Linked DNA regions of Homo sapiens: region 1 is linked to region 2. A link is a contact called in ENCODE Hi-C or POLR2A ChIA-PET data. All regions are on one chromosome and are shown on one strand. The core of a region is the stretch at or near the end of the contact, and the rest is flanking DNA. Distances in the headings are between cores, read along the strand shown.

What was found. A loop is a pair of places that touch in the nucleus more often than their neighbours do. ChIA-PET counts read pairs that join two places held with the same protein, here RNA polymerase II (POLR2A). Pooled maps may share reads with other maps.
Region 1: a loop to region 2 is called in a pooled map, with 7 times the contacts of the local background. The contact joins the enhancer-like site here to the promoter of ATMIN in region 2. A Hi-C loop is called at or near these places in 1 of 168 maps with a recorded cell type or tissue (left cardiac atrium) and 6 of 50 pooled maps. POLR2A ChIA-PET finds 5 or more read pairs at or near these places in 3 of 52 experiments (HepG2, PC-9 and Panc1).

Annotation. Positions count from the first base shown.
Region 1 is chr16:81,400,598-81,405,925 of GRCh38, reverse strand. No RefSeq gene overlaps it. Among named protein-coding and RNA genes, the nearest start is that of MIR4720, 18 kb to the right of the region's middle. RefSeq lists an enhancer at 2,099-2,178. Within about 2 kb of position 2,250, at least 4 of the 41 ENCODE cell types and tissues checked have a DNase peak (open chromatin) inside an H3K27ac peak, as active enhancers do.
Region 2 is chr16:81,033,471-81,039,490 of GRCh38, reverse strand. It overlaps ATMIN (ATM interactor), which reads right to left and starts at 3,649. Exons shown (of 4, transcript NM_015251.3): 1 at 3,285-3,649. The coding sequence starts at 3,620. It overlaps CENPN-AS1 (CENPN antisense RNA 1), which reads left to right. Exons shown (of 4, transcript XR_007065134.1): 1 at 1-2,754; 2 at 4,565-4,736. RefSeq lists silencers at 2,980-3,329, 3,540-3,829.

The DNA of each region.
Region 1 (5,328 bases), core at 1,001-3,500, 370 kb before region 2:
AGCCAGCACCTTTACCCGGCGCTGACCCACCCGTATTCTCATAAGAATGTCTGACGGTGGAGACGCTGATCCTGAGAGGAACCTCAGGCACGCAGGTTCCAACCCGGAGTCAGGCTGGAAAAGTTGAGGCTCTTCAAAGAGACTACGACTTTGAACCTGGGTCCATGTAAGCTCCAGTCATCCTTCAAGGAATGTGACTAACGTCATCCATTGATGAGGGCAGGAAAATGTCAGATAAAAGACATTTTCTGATAAGTTAACAGGTTACTTTCACAGTATGCACATTCTAAAGCCCTTGTTTTCACAAAGAGAGAGGAATACCTTTTATGTTAATAATAAAAAGTAGTTTCCCTGTTTGATAAATGTGCAAATATTTAAGGCTGTGGAGAAATAGGGACACTTTTATACTGTTGGTGGGAGTGTAAATTATTTCAACCGTTGTGGAAGACAGTGTGGCGATTCCTCAAAGACCTAGAACCAGAAATACCATTTGACCCAGCAATCCGATTGCTGGGTATATACCCAAAGGAATATAAATCATTCTGTTATAAAGATTCATACATGAGTTTGTTCATTGCAGCACTATTCACAATAGCACAGACATGGAATCAATCCAAATGTCCATCAATGACAGACTGGATAAAGTAAATGTGGTACATTTACACCATGGAATACTATGCAGCCATAAAAAGGAAAGAGATCATGTCCTTTGCAGGAACATGGATGGAGCTGGAAGCCATTATCCTCAGCAAAGTAACACAGGAACAGAAAACCAAATACTACGTGTTCTTGCTTATAAGTGGGAGCTGAACATTGAGAACACATGGACACAGGGAGGGGAACAACACACACTGGGGCCTGTCAGCAGCGGGGTGTGAGGTGAGGGAAAGCATCAGGATAAATGGCTAATGCATGTGGGGGGCTCAATACCTAGGTGATGGGTTGATAAGTGCAGGAAACCACCATGGCACACGTTTACCTATGTAATAAACCTGAACATTCTGCGCATGTATCCCGGAACTTAAAATAAAATAAAATTTTAAAAAGTGGAATTTGGGGGTGTCACAGTTCCTGCCTGGGCCCCCCATGGTTGGGCTCTGGCTGTCACTCAGAGGGATGAGGCTGGAGTGCCAGGCCCCAGCCAGATCAGGAAAGGCCTCAGAACTCACATTAAGGAGCTTGAATTTCATCCCGAGTTTATTGGGAAATTGTTGGTGGATGTTAAGTAGGAAGTAATGTGATCAGATTTGCATTTTAGAAAAATCAGTCTGGCTGCAGAGTGGATGGTGGAAGGGAGCAGGGCAAGGCTGGAGCCAGGGAGGACAGTTAGGAGACTGCTGGGGCCATCAGGGTGTACGTGTGTGTTGGGGAGGGGGCAGTGGTGGTCTGAGTCATCCAGAGGGCATATTATGGTGGCATGGATCATTTGGAGGGGGGGGGTATGGTGATGGCTTGATTCATCTGGGATGGGGTGGGGTTTACAGTGGCCCCCATCTTCTGTGAGGCTGGGGGAAGAAGTAACTGTGACCTGGATTAATAACTGGGCAGTGGGGAAAAGAGCCATGTGCAACCTACCCTCTGTGGCCCGTGCCAGGCACGGCTCATGTAACCCTCCTAGCAAACCTCTAGGGTAGCTCCACTGTGATTACTGCCAGCATTTTACAGGCAACGGCACAGGTGCACAAAGGGCTTACCCTTGCCACGGTCACAGCGGCGGGACCCCGGCCTCAGCAGCGGGACACCAAAGTCTGAGCTCAGGCTCAGAGAGACGTCCCAGCACTGTTTCAGAGGCAGCACTGTGGGGTCTCAGGGCTGGATTCCGGCTCGGGGGCAGGGTAACTTGTGTCTGGGTGGACTGTTCATGGGCTGCCCACCCTCACATGTGGACAAAGAACTCAGTTCCTGCTGTTCAGCCCGGAGCCGCCACCTCAGACCTGCTCATGCTGCAAATGGAGGGAAGGTGGCCCTGACCTGGGTGGGTGCAGAGGCGGCGCAGCTTCCCCAAGGCAGGCATGGACCAGACCGAGCTCTGACGCTGAAGGTCATGGGCAGCCCCGAGTCAGGGCCATGAAGGGTGCGGGGGACCCGGCCCACCATGCCTCTCCACCATCGCCAGTGTCCAGCGATCCCTTCCGCACCGGACCTGCCTGGGAGGGGAGAGGACAGCGGCCGCTACCTTCTTCTTCGCCGCGGCCCTCGTGGGTTTGGGGCGCCCTCTGCTGGACGCTTTTATGGCCTGCGGTCTGATGCCAGGACGGCCTCAGGGGTTTGGTGACGGGACTGGGAGGAAGTCACAGGGAGAAGGTGGCCGGCCGATCCCCTGCCGTGAGAAGGAAGACACAGGGCAAACGAGCCTATGCTTTTCATCTCCCAGTTTTCGTGCCTCTTTCAATAGGGGTCTACCCCGTCGGCACCCCTAAATCCCCCACCCCATCACCCACTACAGACTTTTAGTGCATTTTTTATTTAGAATTCATTGATCCCACAATAATCAATTAAAATAATATTATTTATTCAAATTATTCAAATATTATTCAAATTATTTTAATGGTTGGAAGTACTCTTCCTGCTTATGTATTGATTTATTGGCTAGTATTTGGGTGCACAGAACCACTCCCGCTAACAGCTCTCCCTGGAGTGGCCATGGTATGCCCCATTCTCCATCACCCAGCTTCATCTTCACTTCTATTTTTTTTTTTTTTTTTTTTTTTGAGACAGAGTCTTGCCCTGTCGCCCGGGCCGGAGTGGAATGGTATGATCTCGGCTCACTGCAAACTCTGCCTCCCCGGTTCAAGCGATTCTCCTGCCTCAGCCGCCTGAGTAGCTGGGATTACAGACAGCCACAACCACACCCGACTAATTTTTATATTTTTAGTAGAAATGGGGTTTCTCCATGTTGGCCAGGCTGGTCTCAAACTCCTGACTTCAAGTGATCTGCCCGCCTCAGCCTCCCAAAGTGCTGGGATAACAGGTGTGAGCCACTGCACCCAGCCAAATCTATTATCAAGCCCATTATTCAGATGAGAAAACTGAAGTCCTGGCAAAGATTAAGTCCCGTGTCCAAGGCCCTCGATCAACGCTGGGCCAGATTCCCAGGCCAGTGCTCTCTTTTGCCTTGCCAGCCCTCCTGGCAGAGCTATAGCAGGCCCTGGCTAACACACAGGGATCCCCGACTTGTGCCTGCTATGCCTCAGTTTCCTCCTCTGCAAAATAGAGATAACGATAACAGCACTTACCTCAGAGGGATCATGTGAAGAGGAAAGGAACTAATACTTACATATATAACATTCTTGGCCAGGCGTGGTGGCTCACGCCTGTAATCTCAGCACTTTAGGAGGCCAAAGTAGGAGGATCCCTTGAGCCCAGGAGTTTCAGACAAGCGTGGGCAACGTAGTGAGACCATCTCTACAAACAATTTACAAGTTAGCCAGGTGCAGTTGCATGCACCTGTAGTCCCAGCTACTCAGGGGGCTGAGGGGGGAAGATCGCTGCCCAGGAGGTCAAGGCTGTAATGAGCCATGATCGTGCCACTGCACTCCAGCCTGGGTGACAGAGCAAGACCCTATCTCAAAAGAAAAGAATAAGCATTAAAATACATACATATATATATAAAATAAAATCCTTAAAGCCTGGCACAAGATGACTTCTCAACAAATGTGGGGGCGAGACGCGGTGGCTCACACCTGTAATCCTGGCACTTTGGGAGACCGAGGTGGGCGGGTCATCTGAGGTCAGGAGTTAGAGACCAGCCTGGACAACATGGTGAAACCCTGTCTCTACTAAAAATACAAAAACTTAGCCAGGCGTGGTGGCGGGCGCCTGTAATCCCAGCTACTCGGGAGGCTGAGGCAGGAGAGTTGCTTAAACCTGGGAAGTGGAGGTTGCAGTGAGCGGAGATTGTGCTACTGCACTCCAGCCTGGGCGACAGAGCAAGGCTGTCTCAAAAAAAAAAAAAAAAAAATCAACCAAACAAAAATGTGGGGTTTTAGTATCCACCAGCCTAGTACTCTCAGCCCTGGTTGCAAATCCACCTGGGAGATTGATTGTAATTAACCAATTAGAGCAGGACTGCCTCTAATTGGTCTCAGGTGGAGCCCAAACACGGGCGTTTGTGGAATCTCCCCAGGTGGTTCTCATGTTCAAGCAAAGGTGTAAAGTGCCAGGCCAGAGCCTCCACCGCAGGGCTGGTGTCCTGGGTGCCCAGGACAGTGGGCGGCAGCTGGCAGGTGCCAGGAAATGCTGAATGGCTGCTTCATCGCCCTTGGTGTCTACATTGCTTGTTACTCAGCATCGGGAGTTTAGATGTCATCTCCCATCAGTTAGGAGGGAGGTCACCCACTCAGACCTAGGTCATCGGCTCTGAAATAAAGATGGGCTTTGTCCCATTCTGAAATTCCCTAATCCAAACATGAAGTCATCCCAGCCCTGCCTTTGGAAGTTCCACTCAGGACTGAGCCAAGAAGGAGCCTGCCTCTTTCTTTCTAAAGTCACAGGCTGCGGGGCTCTGGATTCCCGGGATACGTCCAAAGGAGAAATTTGGGTCTAGCAAGGATAGGGGGTTGAGCAGAGGTCACTGAGCTCCCGCCACGGGCATGGATCCGGGCTCACCCCTGCCAAGTTTCTTGAATCCCTCTCCCGGAAAGGATGATAAACATGAGTCTTCATTTCCTCAACCGAAAATGCCCTGCAGGTTCAGGATAGGAATGATGACGCGGGGCTGGCCTGCGTGGGGTGGGGCTACTGCACAACAGTCATGCAGGCTGGTGTGTGAGCCTCCCGGCAGCTCTTCCAGGATCAGCTGGTCCCCACTTAAAGACAGCTGTGGCTTGGAGGGGTTAAGTGCTCCAGAATCCATGCACAATTTGTTGGAGTGTGAAGCTATCCATACCTCTTCTAGTCTGTCTATATGGCAGAATAAGATGCGGCTGAAACATCAGGCAGGGGCCCAAGAGACTTTCTTAAATTGTCTCTTTAAAATAACATGATTTCCATCCTGGGCAACAAGGCAAAAACCCGTCTCTACAAAACGTACAAAAATTATTACTAGCTAGGCATGTGCCTGTAGTCCCAGCTACTTGGGGTGCTGAGTGGGGAGAATCTCTTGAGCTCGAGAGGTCAAGGCTGCAGTCAGCCATATTCATGCCACTGCACTCCAGCCTGGGTAACAAAGTAAGACCGTGTCTCAAAATAATAATAATAAAAATAATAATAATAATAAATGATTGGCTAGACGACGTAGCTCATGCCAGTAATCCTAGCACTTTGAGAGACCAAGATTGGAGCATCACTTGAGGCCAGGAGACCAACACTAGCCTGGGCAATAAAGCA
Region 2 (6,020 bases), core at 2,400-4,899:
GTTTGCAATCCAATTCCTCATTCTCACCCATCCTCGTTGCTCATCATTTATGTTAAGAAGGGAAGATTTGGTTGGGGGTGGGGTGTTTTGGGAAGAAAGATTAGAATAAAATAAGAACCAACAGCAACTAGTGGGGAGGGGAAGAAAATATAATCTAGAAAATATATAAACAATGAAAGAAATTATGCAAGCAGCTGTAACTAAGACCGAAAATTTCCACTGACTATAAGAAAACCTGCCAATAAGATACTCAGGGCAGAAAGTGGATGGAGTCTCTGGTCAACACAGCTCTTAAAACCTAAGATAGCTTCCCAGCCAGCCTTCCTCCCGGTTCCTTGTCCTTACCCCTACCTTCTTCCAGTACTTTGAAAACAGGTATCAACATTGATGTTTGAGGCCTGGCGCAGTGGCTCACTCTTGTAATCCCAGTACTTTGGGAGGCTGAAGCGGGCGGATCACTTGAGGTCAGGAGTTCAAGACCAGCCCGACCAACATGGCGAAACCCTGTTTCTACTAATAAAACAAAAATTAGTCGGGCGTGGTGGAGCATGCCTGTAGTCCCAACTACTCGGGAGGCTGAGGCAAGAGAACTGCTTGAACCCGAGAAGCGGAAGTTGCAGTGAGCCGAGATCATGCCACTGCACTCCAGTCTGGGCGACAGAGTGAGACTGTCTCAAACAAACAAACAAAAAGAACAATGTTTGAGGCAGGGCATGGTGGCAGGAGCCTATAGTCTCAGCTACTGGGGAGGCTAAAGCAGGAGGATCACTTGAGCTCAAGAGCCTGACAGCAACCTGGGTTAACAGAGCAAGACCCTGAAAAGCCTTCTATGTAGTAACCAGACAAGGTACAGATCTCCATACTGGGCACCATCATATAGATGGCTATTGCATCACACAGACAACCTTCATTAAAGGAAGACACCAAGACAGGAGCTGCTCAGGGGCCACTGGGCACTGCGGTTAGAAAGCCAGGACAAGACAGGAAAGTCAGTCTGCTTGTCAAGAAAAAAATGATGGATCTGGTGAGGTATAATTCCTGCTAAAAAAAAGTTTGCCCTGGCTGGGCACAGTGGCTCACACCTGTAATCCCAGCCCTTTAGGAGGCTGAGGCGGGTGGATCACTTGAGGTCAGGAGTTCGAGACCAGCCTGGCCAACATGGTGAAACCCCACCTCTACTAAAAATACAAAAATTAGCTGGGCGTGGTGGTATGCACCTGTAATCCCAGCTACTAGGGAGGCTGAGGCAGGAGACTCGCTTGAACCTGGGAGGCAGAGGTTGCAGTGATCCAAGATGGCGCCACTGCACTCCAGCCTGGGCGACAGAGTGAGACTCTGTCTCAAACAAAACAAAAAAAACCCAACATAATTAGAAACAAACCTACTGTATACTAACCAGTCCTGAAAGGCAAATGGTATCTTTATGTTCAACAGATGTTTACCAGGGTCTTTAAAGAGCTAGAGCTCCTAACAACAACTCCACAGAAAGGAACAACAGAAACTATTAAGAAATAGTTCATCCACCTAAGTTATGATTAAATAAAGGATTTAGGTCGGTCGCGGTGGCTCACACCTGGAATCCCAGCACTTTAAGAGGCTGAGGTGGGTGGATCACCTGAGGGTCAGGAGTTCGAGACCAAGCTGGCCATCATGGTGCAACCTGTCTTTACTAAAAATACAAAAAAAAATTAGCAGGGTGTGGTGGCAGGTGCCTGTAATCCCAGCTACTAGGGAGGCTGAGGCAGGAGAACTGCTTGAACCCCGGAGGCAGAGGTTACAGTGAGCTGAGATGGCGCCACTGCGCTCCAGCCTGGGTGATGGAGTGAGACTCTGTCTCAAAAACAAACAAAAAAACACAAAAACAATAGGGAAGAAAAGGATTTAGTTAAAATTTAGTATGAAAACAAAACAACAGGTTGAAAGCCATTCCCAGAGTTACACTTGAGTGCTGAAAGAAACCCAGAGCTTTTCAGTCCAACAATTCGGCCCCACCTGCACGGTCTTCCTCAGCATACCTCAGGTACATTTCCTGACTGGCTCCCTGATCTTCAATTGAGAACGTTGTTGCATCCCGGTTTAGATGGTGGTAAGAGCAGATCACTCTTCATTGGCGACACATCTGTCCTACTAGAGACTACAACCTCAGAGTTTTCTGCTGTGAAATTCTTATCAGAAGCCTGACTATGGGCAGACAGAACATGCAATATTCTGGGTACTCTAAATTTACTCCTGATCATCAAAAGCTACATATTCGCAGAACTGCTTTCAATGACTTGCGCTTTTGAATTATGTCACTGCTGGCCTAGAGTGGTGGAAGGAAACTTGCCATTGTAATGACTGAGAGATTGTGACTTAACAGGTCCGGGGTGGGGCTGGACATCTGGATTTTTAATAAGCTTGTCACAGATGTGTCCCAAGGTTGAAAATGACTGCCCTGTTTTGCATAACGTGGAGGGTTGTTGAGACTATTGTCATGGTGTATTTACTGTGTCCCCCTCTTAAAGAAGAGCCACAGGGGCAATTTCCCTTAGGTCTCAGTCCTGAGCTGATCTTACCAACACCGTGAAACTGACTGATGGTGTTTAGAGGCAAACCTACCGCTCCTTTAAAACATTTTTTTATTCATAATCGACACACAGTAATTATTCCTACTGATGGGGTGCGGTGTGCAGCATGGATGGACATATACATTGCATAGTGATCAAGTCAGAGTGTTTAACATGTCCTCGACCTCAAACGTATTGTCTCTTGGTGGTGAGAACATTTAAAACCCTCTCTTCTAGTTATTGTGGCACATACAGTCCACTGGGCAGGACCCAAGGGCGGCATTGTGGGTGTCGTGGCAAGCACAGGGCTTTAGAACCAGAGGCCCCGGTTTAAAGCCCCGCATCATCTAGGTTGCATAATCTGTTTCTCATTAATATAATGGAGACGATGCGTCCCTCGCCAAAACGCCGTTAAGAACTCACAGGCAAAAAAGTGTAAAAAGCCTGGGCCGGCGTCCGGCACGACACTCGGGGCCAGGGAGCCAGGGAACCAGGGAACTGGCGCGTACGGCGGACCCGGGGCTCCCAGCTCCTCCTCCCCCCCAGAGGCCGCACCTGCGGCGCCTGCCGCGAGGGTTCGAGAGCCGCCTCCGGCCGGGGAGGGCAGAGGCCGGTGGGGCAGCGGCAGCGGCAGCGCGCAGGGCGCTCGTCCCCCCGAGGCCGGCTTCGCGCGCCGGCGCCGGGCGCTTTGTTGGAGCCAGGCCCGGCCCCCCGGGCCGCCGGCCGCGTCGGGCTCACCTGCAGGCGGTGGCTCTTGACTAGGTGCATGTTGAGCGCGGGGCTGTTGGGCAGGATCTTGCCGCAGCCGCGCACGGTGCACAGGATGTTGGTCCGCACGGCCCGGGACAGCTCGCTCACCGACGGCTGGATCAGCTCCCCCGCCGGCGGCGCGGGGACAGCGGGCTGCTGCGTCGCCCCCGCGGGCCGCGGCCGGCTGCCCCTCAGTCGGGGTCCCGGGGGCACCCACGGGCCCGAGGCGGCGGCGGCGGCTCCTGTCGTGGCCGCCGGGACGGCCCGGGCACCCGCCGCCAGAGCCGCGGACCCCGCCGCCGCCGCCGCCTCCGAGGCCGCCATGGCTCCCGCACGGCCGCCCGGCCCAGTTCGTAGGCCCCGCCCCCGCCGCAGCCACTTCCGGCAGGGGGCGAGGCCGCCAGGCTTGTTAGCATCCGGCGGGCCCAGGCGGCCGCGGCGCCCCCTGCCGGCCGCGGAGGGCGCGCCTTGGAGGGAGAGGACTTTAGGTGACGCCGCCAGGAGGCGAAATTTCACCTGCCAGCAGGTAAAAGGTATTGCCCCGCCTCTCTAATCGATCCATTCTTCCTAGGAAAGTGACTTCAGGCAGTAGTCACATAAAAGAAAAAGCAATACGTTGAGCAATGCGTTTACTTCCCAAAGATTAGAAACAACCCAAATGTCTAGTGGCAGGTGAGGCAGAAGTACACTGATTTCCGCCGTTGTTTATTACCTAGGCCTTACTGGGTACCAGGTGGGTCTGGTGGATGCACTTTTCATGCTGTGTCTCATTTTGTCTTCAAAACGACTGTAGCGGGTATGTACTGTAACTTGCCCCACCTTGTGCAGAGAAGGACATTTAGGCTTATATAAATTAAGTAACTTGACCTAGACCACACTATACAAATGAAAAGATTGTTATTATTGATAGGATTAATCATTTTAAGAAGGCTGGATTTGCTTGCTTCTATTTTAGCTGCTGAAATTAGGATTACTGTTTGGGAGACACTGCAGTTCAGTATACGATTACAAAACTTAATACTTAGACTGGGTAGTTCATGTAAATGGACATAGGAGGCTGGGGTAGACAAAAGGGAGGGGTGAGGACTGCAGTGAAATTGGAAACACATCCTTTATTAAAAGGGGGCAGCTGCTACTCATCTTTGGTATGGCTAGAGTTTTATGTGAAAATTTCCACCTTTTACATACTAGCAGCTATATTCGTTTTCTCTTGCTATTAATAAATTACCACAAACTTACTGCCTTAACACAAATTTATTATCTTCCAGCTCTGGAGGTCAAAAGAAATGAGACTGCTGGGCTAAGATCAAGGTGTCAGCAGGGCTGTATTCCTTCCCAAGGCTCCAGGGGAGAATCTGTTCACTTGCCTTTCCCAGCTTCTAGAGGTTGCCTACATTCCTTGGCTTGCGGACCCTTCCTCCATCTCCAGAATCAGTAACGGTGAGTTGAGTCTTCGTCACATCACATCACTCTGATTTCTTCAGTAGTGATCCCTCTGATTCTTCTATTCTTGAGGCCCCCTGTGATGACATTGGGCCCATTCAAATCATCCAGGATAATTTCTCCAACTGCCAAGTCCCTTTGCCTTGCAAGATAACTGTGATAATGTGAAGTATATATTTGGTCTTTGTCCTGGCATGCAATTCCTAAAATCCTTGGAATCAGCAAATTGGTGTTTTTTTGTATGCTAATTAGTTGACTGATGACTCACAGTCCCTAGGTAGCTTTAGGATGGGACTGGTCACTGGAAAGACCAAGGTAGGATTAGAGGCTTGAGACTTTCAGCCCTCCCCCTCAACCTCTGGGGAGGAGACAGGGGCTGAAGCTTAAGCTGATCAATCATTCCTAGGTAATGAAGCCTCCATAAAATCCCAAAAGAAATGGGTTTGGAGAACTTCCAGATAGCTGAATGCATGGAGTTTCCTGGAGGGAGGCGCACTCAAAGAGGGCATGCGTGGAAGCTCTTGCCCTATGCATCTTTTCATCTGAATCCTTTGTAACATCCCTTGTAAGAAGTCAGTCTATGTGTCTTCCTGAGTTCTGTGAGCTGCCCTAGCAAATTAATTGAACATGAAGAGAGGGTTGTGGGAAATGCAATTTATAGCTGGTTAGTCAGAAGCGCAGGTGAAACAACCTGGGGCTGGCAACTGGCCTCAGAAGTGGGTGGCAGTTTTGTGGGACTGAGCCCTTAACCTATGGGGTCTGATGATATCGCCAGGTAGTTAGTGTTGGAATTGAACTGGAGCATACCCAGCTGGTATCTGCTGTAGAACTGATTGCTTATGTCAACCAAGAAGAGGTGAAAGGGCCAGGCATGGTGGCTCACGCCTGTAATCCCAGCACTTTGGGTGGCCGAGGCAGGGCGGATCACGAGGTCAAGAGATCGAGACCATCCTGGCCAACATGGTGAAACTCTGTCTCTACTAAAAATACAAAAATTAGCCGGGTGTGGTGCGCACGCCTGTAATCCCAGCTACTCAGGAGGCTGAGGCAGGAGAATCGCTTGAACCCAGGAGACGGAGGTTGTGGTGAGCCAAGATCGCACCACTGTACTCCAGCCTGGTGACAGAGCAAGACTGTCTCAAAAAAAAAAAAAAAAAAAAGAAGAGGTGAAAGACCACACTGCAAAGCAGTAAGACAAGGCATTTTTTTTTAATTAAAAAAAAAAAAAAGAAAAGAGACAGGGTCTCGCCATTTTGGCCAGCTTGGGGTCAAGTGATCCAC